Regions from separate parts of the Mus musculus genome. Here region 1 is linked to region 2. Evidence: chromatin loops called from intact Hi-C (ENCODE). Cell type or tissue: heart. All regions are shown on one strand. Region 1 overlaps Wnk2 (WNK lysine deficient protein kinase 2). Region 2 overlaps Wnk2 (WNK lysine deficient protein kinase 2).

Evidence for each region. A loop is a pair of places that touch in the nucleus more often than their neighbours do. Peaks named below come from ENCODE experiments on the same cell type or tissue, not always from the same donor. Only the 100,000 strongest peaks of a DNase experiment are listed, where the experiment ranks them.
Region 1: it touches region 2 in a loop (3-fold over the local background); 7 of 42 quality-filtered maps call a loop at or near these places.

What each region holds. Positions count from the first base shown.
Region 1 is chr13:49,142,726-49,147,725 of GRCm38, forward strand. Wnk2 (WNK lysine deficient protein kinase 2) reads right to left here. Exons shown (of 30, transcript NM_001290313.1): 2 at 3,827-4,509. The coding sequence starts at 4,507. Among named protein-coding and RNA genes, the nearest start is that of Wnk2, 3.1 kb to the right of the region's middle. In heart, a CTCF peak has its summit at 4,631; DNase peaks (open chromatin) are centred at 786, 1,886, 2,926 and 4,936; H3K4me3 peaks cover 1,479 bases; H3K27ac peaks cover 1,196 bases; H3K27me3 peaks cover 4,249 bases.
Region 2 is chr13:49,084,051-49,089,050 of GRCm38, forward strand. Wnk2 (WNK lysine deficient protein kinase 2) reads right to left here. Exons shown (of 30, transcript NM_001290313.1): 8 at 1,200-1,491. Among named protein-coding and RNA genes, the nearest start is that of Wnk2, 62 kb to the right of the region's middle. In heart, no CTCF peak of the experiment used is centred here; DNase peaks (open chromatin) are centred at 2,571 and 3,611; H3K27ac peaks cover 366 bases.

The DNA of each region.
Region 1 (5,000 bases), 59 kb after region 2:
ACAGCAGCAGCAGCAGCAGCAGGACCCGCTTAGTGACTGGAGGACCCTGATCCCAGCTCTCCTCTGTCCCTAGCAAGCAAGGCTTAGGCCTCATACTGTTCTGCTTGGGTCCAGTCAGTCTCCAAGCTAAGGACCAAGGACTGAGTATCTCTCCAAGGTATATGGACTCACACTCGGCACAGGGCCCCACCAGGGAGAAGCCCCTGCCCTGCAAGAGTAGCATGCAGCAGAACTTCTGTAGCAGGCGGAGGCACAGAGACCCTGGGAGCCTAAATCCCCCAAAAGCAGGGAGAAACGATGAGAACAGGCGGGTTCTAGGGGGCTTTGCTGTTATAAAGCACTCTGTTGGGGCTGGAGAGACGGCTCAGTGGTTAAGAGCACTGACTGCTCTTCCAGAGGTCCTGAGTTCAATTCCCAGCAACCACATGGTGGCTCACAACCATCTGTAATGGGATCCGATGCCCTCTCCCGGTGTGTCTGAAGACAGTTACAGTGTACTTGTACATTAAATAAATAATATATATTTTTTTAAAGAAATAAGGCACTCTGTTATCAGGGATAAAGTCAAAGGATAAATGACAGGGCAGGAGGAAATATTTTCAAATACCACCCTCCCCACGCCACCCCCGAGTAAAAGAAAAGACAATTCAAGTTCCAGCTTGGCACGGCTACAGTTGAGAAGGTGGGCCATCTCCCTGTCCTTGATGTGGAACAAGTACACACCGCTCGCTCTCCCTGTCAGGCCCTTTCAAAACAGAGTCACTAAAGGGAACCCAGTGTCCTCTAAACTACTCAACAGGCCTGTGCCTGTGTTGATTCCGCCTCTTGGCAGAAAACCCTGGAAAGAGACTCCAAGCAGTGTGCCACTGTAGAGACCACACTGGAACCACCACTGAGGGTGCAAAAATGAAAGTGGCCACTTAGTGGGCACCTGCGTAAACAGACCAAAGCCCTTTGGAGGCTAACCACCCCAGGAGAAAAACAAAGTCCTGACAGACCCTCTCTTCACCATGCCATCCGGGATTCAGGAGCCTTACCCAGCAGTTGGAAACACTGGAGACTGCAGAGGTTCAGGAAAAACCCAGTACATGGTGGATAAACAAGACTCCCTCCTGAGTCCAGAGCCAAGAACTCTATAGCCCATACCCTGATGGGGTCCTCAGCACAGGAGGCATAGGGATCCTACCCTGACCCAGGGCAGAGACTCTGGCTCCTCTCTCCTAGCCTATGCCCTGATCTGGGTATCTGTAGAATCCCTGCTGCCCAACTATCTCCTCCACCCAGGATACCACGCAGGGGCCTCTGGGTGGGTTCTCCCAGAGCTCTATACAGCAAGCCTGTGCCCCACACCCCAGTCAGGCTTCTGCCATCTCCCAGATCCTGTGACACCCAGCCATCTCCTGAACAGTATCAGACAGTTAATCAGTGTTTCCAGGACTGACATGACTTGTGTGTGATCTGGAGGCTCTCATCCAGGGGGCTCTAAGCAGGCCCAGACCCCTGTCATGTGAGCTGTCCCCAGGGTGGTCCAGATAAAGGAGGGTAACCCCATACAATGCATTGCAGCCCAAGCCATGCATTAACAGCACCTCTCACTGAAGAAGATGTGAAGGCATTTTCCCCATCTACTGGGGGGCTCTCAGTCTCCCCCAAGCAAGGAACAGCACTAAAATCCAGAAGCTACCCCATTTTTACCTCGAGCCAAGTATCCAAAGACCCCTGGCCAGGGTCCAGGCCCCACCCTCTGCTGCCCCGCCCACAACAAGGGCAGGCTGTCTTGCCTTGCCTTAAAGGGAAGGAATTAACAAGAGTCCCAGGACTCTGCAATGCCTCCGCCAGATAGGCAGGCTTGGCCTGTGGAAGTCTCTCACATCCAGCCTACTGGAGCACCGCTGCTCTGTCCTCTACCCTCAGTGACATTCCATAGTAGCAGCACCAGCAGGTGCTCAGAGAGCCACGCTGGCCATCTGGCAAGAGCAGGAAGGCGGGGAGCCAAGAATCATGCTATTCTCCAGAATCGAGACTCACATCCCCTTGCTTGATCCTCTCTCCTGTGTGCCTCTTCAGGTAGCAGGGACACAGGGCATACACCCTTCAGGACCCTGGGCCACAGAATTTGCCCCTCCCCATCCCCACCCATTCTGCACAATCAAGACTCTCTCTCTGCAAGGTCTAGGACAGTGATTCTCAATCTGTGGGTCAAGACCCTTCCAGAGGGGTCACCTAAGACTATGGAGAAACACAGATACTTATGATTCATAACAGTAGCAAAATTACAGTTACAAAGTAGCAATGAAAATAATTTGGTAGTTGGGGGTTCCCTAAGACTATTGGAAAACAGATATTTACATTGTGGTTTATAACAGTAGCAAAATTACAGTTACGAAGTAGCAATGGAAGTAATTTTCTGGTTGGGGGGGGAGTGGTCACCACAACATAAGGAACTGTATCAAAAGGGTTGCAGTGTTGGGGAGGTTGAGAAGCACTCCACTAAACATGCCAGGCAAAAGTCAGGGGTGATCCTCATAGGAACCACGAAGGAGGAAGGAAACTCAACTCCTGCTGAAAGTCTCCACTGACCCTCGCATGTGAAGCCGTATTCCCATTTCAGCACCAAAGGGCAGTATGGAGACAAGACCTTTGAAGCTCTTTGTCTCAGAACTGATGACAGGTCACCTCTGAAATGAGCCCAGCTTGTACACGCACGCAGAGAGCACCCTGCAGGTGCTGAGAACACAGCACCTGCATCCCATTTCCCAGCCAAAAGTGCAGGCATCCTGCACCGGACAGCAGCCCTGGCACCCAGCTCACCCAGGTTTGCCCAGGATGCATCAGCCCTGGAAGGGCCAGCTAACTTTAAGGGCCAGCGGGTAGGCTTACACCTCCAGCCAGCACTCTCCCAGCTGGCCCCTGCCTGACAGCTGCCCCTCCCTCCCAGTAAGGGAGGGCCTGTAAACACCCCTTGTGACAGGAGCTGCCTCCTCTTCCAAGGCTGGCCCCAGGACGGCTAGGGTTGCGGTTTATATAATCTTCAGGGCCAGGGCTGACACAGCTAACGTGAGGGCAAGGTTATGAAAAATACATGCTGAGCCTCTGCTTCCAGAAAAGAAAGGAAAGAAAAAAAAAGAGAGAGATACAAGAGAAAGGTGGAAGGAAGAAAGGGGGTGGAGAAGAGGGAAAGAGAGAGAAAGAAAAAAGGCAGGCCTTTTTTTCCCCCATAATTTTCACTCACACAGCTAACGTGTGAACAAACCAGGCTCTTAGAACACCAGGAGGCTGCTGACAGGGCTTCTTGGCCTTGGCCAGCAGAACACCAAAGACCCACCAATCATCATTCCTGAATCTGAGGAAACCCTTGCAGGCATCTGCAGTTATCACACATACATCTTGCAGGGTACAGGAAAAATGCTAATTTGAGGACAGCTGGGAGCTTCCAAGCCACCTAGAAAAGGGCCTAAAGACAGCCTTCTCTCTCACTACCCTCCAGTCCCTACTGAGCCAGTACAAGTGGGTTCTGTGGACGGACAAGGAGCATGGGCTGACAGAACGAACCTCCACTGACCACTCCAGAGCCTATGTCACCATGGGCACAGCACATACCCAGCCTTGACCTCCAAGATGGCAAGCCTCAACCTGTGTGTGCACAGGTCCAGAAACAGCACCAACAGGCTAGCCATACACGAGGCACATATCCTGCAGGACACCCACACAGAGGGTGACACATACCAGCCACCATCCCCAGGGCTGCCTAAAGCCCTTCATATGAGCAAGGACACACCCAAGGACGCATTTGCGGACAGCCCACCTGCGGGGCAGCGGCGCTCACCTGCAGTTCACACCATGCTACCTCCACCCAGGTCTCCGTGTCCAGCCCCTTGTAGACCGTCTTGAAGGAGCCCCGGCCCAGCTCGATGTCGAACTTGAGGAAGCGGCCGTCCAAAGAGGTGGCCACGGCCTTGAGGTCGTCCTCATCGTCTTCCTCCTCTTCAGGTTCATCCTTGCGTGCGCGCCCGGGCTCCGGCTTTGCCTCGGTGGTTCCAGCGTCCTCCTGTGTTGGGGCCGGCGCCTCTTCCTGCCTCGGGCCGCCGTCGGGGACCTGCGCGGCTGCGGCTGAGGCGGTGGTGGGATCTGGGCTGGGCTCCTGCGTGCCCGCTCGCTCCGGGCCAGGGTCCGAGGGGACACTCGGGGAGCCGGGAGGCGCAGCGGGCGCGGCGGGCGCGGGCGCGGCGGGGCGGCCCCGGGCGCGCTCCGCGATGAGCCGGCGCGTCTTGCAGAGTAGAAGCACCCTGCGCTGCAGAGGCTGTGGGGGCTGCGCGCTCGGCGTCTCGGCCGCCTCCAGGCCCGGCGGCTCCTCCTGGTCCGACTCCACCACGCTGCGCCGCAGGAAGCGCTGGGGCCCGAGCCGCGCCGCCCTCGCCCGCGGCTCCGCCATGCCCGCCGACCCCGTGCCGCGCCCGGCTTCCATCAGCGCGCCGGGGGCGTCTCGGCGGCCGCCATCGCCGTCCATCTCTGCGGGCCAAGGACACACGGACCCTGCGTGAGCGCCAGCCCCGCCGCACCTGCCTGGGCCGCGGGATGAGACAGCGCCGCCTCTGGGCCCGCGCCCTGCCCAGCCCCACCGCAGAAGTGACCTGCCGGGCGGTCCTCTGCGGGCTCCGGGGAGAGGGCTGCAGACCGGACCCCGAGGCGAGGATTGCAAGGGGATGCCCTGCTTCACTCAGCTCCGAGCCGGGAACACGGCCTGTCTCTAGCTGTCCCAGGGACTCCAGGAGGGACGACCTGCTAGGTGTCCCTGAGGGCTCAAAGGAGCTACAGAAGGGCTCGGGAGGCTGGAGAAAGGGGTCAAGGCCAGTACTGGAGCGACCCCGCTAGGCTATCCCGCGAGCGGGTGGGGAAGGGACAGGGAGGCCGGGGTAAAGGGAAGCACCGGACAGGAGCAGGCTCCACAAAGGACGCGGGCCCGGGGCGCGCGGGGAGGGGGCTGCGGCGGCGCGGCGCGC
Region 2 (5,000 bases):
CATCTGACCACAATCGGGACATTGTTTCTAGGTCCCAAGCTGGATCTCTCTGAAGCACAGTGTGCGGAGCTCAGCGTGGGGTGAAATAAACAGTGGGCAAAGGACTTCAAAGTGAGGACCGCTCATTTGCACTCTTGGACGCTATTTGAGTCCCCAGCAAAGGGGGCTGAATATTAAATACACAGGGCCTCAGCCTTTCCACATGGATAGCCTCAAATGTTGGTCTGGGCAGGTCACTGAGCTCTGCTGCTCTGTTCCAGGCTGGTTCACAGAGTGGGCAAAGCTATGTCTCCTGCCTCAGCTCACTGCTGAGGTTTCAGACACAGGAGGCAAAAAGGACACTGGCTGCCTGTCCTGAGACTTACTGGATCCTCTCAGGATGGTCTCTGAGGAAGCCTGTATCCAATGCACCTCTGGAGAGACAACCCCTTGAAAGTGGACAAATGCTCTCAGGGGTTTCTCCTGAGAGCTAGAGCGGAGGTGAATGATCTCGGTGGTAAACACTCCAAGCCAACCAGCCACCATGTGGTCCGCTGCAGTCATCCCCCTCACCCAGAGACTGGTAATGGTACTTCCCTTGGCCTTTGTATCTATCCCTCCATGAGGCCAGGACTGTTCCTCTAAGAGAGAATAAAGAACCAACTGCCAGTCCACAGATTCGCAGGTGGAAGTGGTTCCTTCAGACCCTACTAGGTCAAGGACATCTGACCTGGGAAGTCAGACTCAGCAATCCTTGGCCCTCTGCTCACAAAGTCACTGGGGGATGTAGGGAAAGCCCAATCCTTTTTCTGAAACAATCGCCCATACCCTGCAGGGCAGGCAGTAGGAACAAGCCTGGACTGGCCAAGGAATCGGGACCCACGTGTCCTAGCACCTGGGGGACATCTGTTAGCCTTATAACCCCAGGACATGCTCTCTTAAGAGATCACCATGTGCCCTGGCACAAGGCGGCTAGCAGGAAGTGAGCCTGGAATGGGAGACCAAAGCTTCACCAAAGCTCCAGGGGACCACTTACTGCTGGAAGCAACAACCCAGCCACTTGAGGACAGGCAGGAGCTCACTGGGTATCTGCCATTTTCACAGAGTATCATAATAAAAGTTGAGGACTTTGTTTTGCTTTGCCCTAAAACTGGTTATGCTGGTAGGGATGGGAGAAAGGACATAGCTGACTGTGGTGACCCTACACTCCATATACTCACAGGCTAAGGAGGTAACGCTAGCTGGCAAGGTAGGGGGCAGGAGATGCTGGTCGGCCTCAGGCTCCTCAGGTTCTGGCTGCCCAGGCTGCCCACTCTGTGCGTGGTAGGTCACCTGGACCTGCAGGGGTGCTGGCAGACCCCTGGCCTTGTCAGGGCTGCCAGAGTCCTTTGGCTCCTGAGACTGCAGTGCAGGCCAGATCCTCTCACGCCGCCACTGAATCAGTGCCACCCGGTCACGGATGGACTTGGCCACAATCTTCACATCACTCTCATGGAAAAATCCAGAATCGATCTGCAAAGGCAGACACGTGGTCAAGTGTGTTGGGGATCAGCCATCCAGCATGCATCACTTACACAATCATACACACCCTAGTGCTCAGGACCACCCCTACCACAGTCCTTGGGTCTCCTTAGACACCTCAGGATCTTCAACACTCTTTGAAGTTTATAGGCTCCAGTGTGTGGGATGGCAGCTCACACGCAACAAGTATTCAGTGATCTTGTAAACCTCGACCATCCAGGGAGGAGGAGGTCCATTTGGTCATTGGAAAGCGGTACGAGGAACATGTGGGCCTGACAAAAATCCTAAACTCCTTTTATCAGCAGAGCATGTCAGGATCTCCAGGGAAAACAGGGCAAGCTGGGAATGTCTGTGGCAAAGCCACTTCCTGACACAGAGACCCCTACAATGGTTGGATCGCAGGAGCTGACTGGGACTCATGAAAAGCTGGGATTAAGCCCCTTCCCTTCATGAAGACCACAGTTCTAGGGAGAATGAGTGGGGATGCTGGAGAAACAGCTCAGTGGTTAAGAAGACAAGAGTTCTGTCCCCAGCACAGTAATTCCAACTCCAGGGGATCTGACACCCTCTTCTGGACTCCTGGGCACTGCACAGCTATGGATATTATCATCACTACCCACTCCAGCCCACCCCCCCCCCGCCCCCATACACATAGTCTAAACATTAATCTTTTTTTTTTTAAAGAAAGAAAATGAGTTGTTTTTTTTTTTTTTTTTTTTTTTGAAAGGCCAGATTTCACTGTGTGTCCCTAGCTGGCATGGAACTCACTAGGTAGACCAGGCTGGCCTTGAGTGTGGAATGGACCCATGGTACCGCTATCAGTAAAATAGTCGTGAACCCAGAGGCACACAGATGGCACTTGTACGTGAATGTGCAGATAACTTGTCTCCATGAGCTGTGCCTAACCTAAGGGTCCTGAAACGACGTCCACAATCCTGAGAGACCACAGGAAACCAGAATTGCCACTGGCTCAATGTCTCAGGGCTGGGCAGGAGAACAAGGAAGATAAGCCAGAATTGCCTGGGCAAGCTCAGGGAAAGACAGGGACGTGCACAATGACATGTGAGCCAGTACTAGGGCAAATCCAGGACATCTGAGCATCAGAACACCAGAATAAGTGGCAACACAGAGATACAGGCCACACGTGAGGACAAGAGGGACAGGGTATTCCACTGGAATCAGGTTGGGAGGTGTGAAGAGTCTCACCCTATCTCCTTTCCTGTCTCTGTGCATCTGAGTCTCCTTATCCCCCACCCCCAAACTCCTGCTGACACACACCCCATTTCTCTCGGGCATTACTGCACTGGGTGAGACCACATTATGAGCTATTCTCCCAGAGACCCATCAGCAGGGAACTTGGGTCCTCTGTTACATGGGCCACCAGCCCTGGCTGACACCTGACTGTACCTCATGAGAGGCCTTTCCCCCAACTTGAAGCCTGCACAGGCAGGAGCACTCTGAGTGTGATGGTCAGGGTAATCTCCTGTGAGGCTTTGGACATCTCAATATAACTGTGCTGTGTTGTCTCAGAGCAAGTATTCTACACAATGGAACGGACAGAAACATATCGCCCCAGGCAGGCTACGGTGACAAAGCGGCCCCTTCTGTGAGATTCCTAAGGATGCACTGCCTACCCCAAAGGGGAGTCTGAGCTCTTCCCAAGGGTCAGGCCACAGAAGACAGAGGACTGAAGAGCCACGGAGCCCCTAACGCTTGGGACACCAAGAATCCAAGGGTCCTGAGGAATGGCGGTAGCATGCTGATGGTATTTTTGATTCTGAGTACAAGAGAAACCCCCTGCTTCATGGGAAACGACAGACAGGGATGTACTCTGGGTGAAGGGTGCTAGGCAGCAGCTCACTCTCCAACAGTATGCGGTGGGGGTGGGAGTCGTTCTCGGTAACACTCTCCAACTTTCCAGGGGGATTGTCCAGATCATTTCAAAGCAGTTTATTTTGAGAGACAACTCAGCTTGTCAGAAAGATCCCCCACGGAAGTCTCCCAGGTGAAGGCCTCGTGGACTCTGGCAGAGCACAAGCTGGGCGTGTGGCCAAGGAAAGTGTCAGATGAGAGAGGCCAGAGGACACAGAATCTTCTGTGGGATCGGCCCACTGGCAGGCAGATGGGGGCCTGCCTGTGTCTCAGCCACCATCTTGGTGGGGAGACTTCCCAGCAGCAGGGCATTCCTCACCCTAAGAGAAGACCAGATGAGGGTCTTTTTCTGTCCTTACAATGGGGAGCAGGCTCTTTCCAGGGACTTCCAAGCCAACCTCAGAAACTTTCGTGAGGCAGCTGAGGCTAGATAGGCCAGAATGACCCAAGTCAGTTGTGGCCTAGAATGAGTGAGCCCAGGCAGATGTAGTAACTATCAGTGATCCCTGGGAGAGGTCTACAAAGGTGGCCCAAGCACAGAGCACATGGTCATGGCCATCCCTAAAGTCCCATTAGTGTGATCTCAGACCACATTAAAGATAGTTGGCTATTTCCACCGTTTGCAGAATGCTTATTCTGAGGCTCCATGACTCTACTGGGCAAGGCCTACCCAACCACCTCACACACACACACCATGGTTATTCCCACTTTCTGTAATACTTCAGCCACCCCCAGGATGGGCCTCACTGCCTATGCCCAGTACCATACAGAGCCTGCCCTGCTCAACCTCATTCTGCCATGCTGAACTGCATCTGCACCCTACAATCCATCTTCATCCTTATCACCCTTTAGGTGGGTTCAGAAGTTCTCATCTGGATACTAGTATCTGTGACACTTCACACTTGTGTAGCCTCAGGAGTCTAGGGTCTTGCCAGACAGTGACTCCTCCTATAGCCTAGGCTCAGGGAAGGGCTGATGGCCTGGACAGTAATGACCCTGAAGTCTCTAATATACAGGATGTAGAAGGGCAAAGCTGGAACCTTGACAGGCCTCCTGGGACCCAGAACCCATCCTGAGGCCCCGTCAGAGAATGGTAGAGCTATGAGATGAACCTGTGTGTGGCTGTTCACAAAACAGAGCCTTCACAGGAAGAATATAGGGTTTTCAATTTGTTATGTCTGGTGACCAGGCTAGGCAGAGTGGGGATACACATTGGTGTTGTTGTTGTTGTTATTATTATTATTATTATTATTATTTGGATTTTTGAGACAGGGTTTCTCTGTGTAGCCCCAGCTGTTGTGGAACCTGCTCAGTAGACCAAGCTGGCCTTGAACTCTGATTCTCCCACTTCTACCTCCTAAGTGCTTGGATTAAAGGTGTGTGTATATATCACCACCATCTGGTATTTTTTTATTATTCTTTAAATTGACACAAATCATGTCCTTTCTACATTAATGCCCATTTTATGGACGACGTGCCCCATAATGGAAGGAAAACACAGTTCAAGGCAGAAGAGAGGTAAGGGGAGAAGGTGGGAGGGAAGAGGAGACATTCAGGGGAGGGTGCTGGGCCCAGGACTTCCCTAGCACTGACACAGGGACATAGCCTGGGAGTTCAGCCAAATGGCA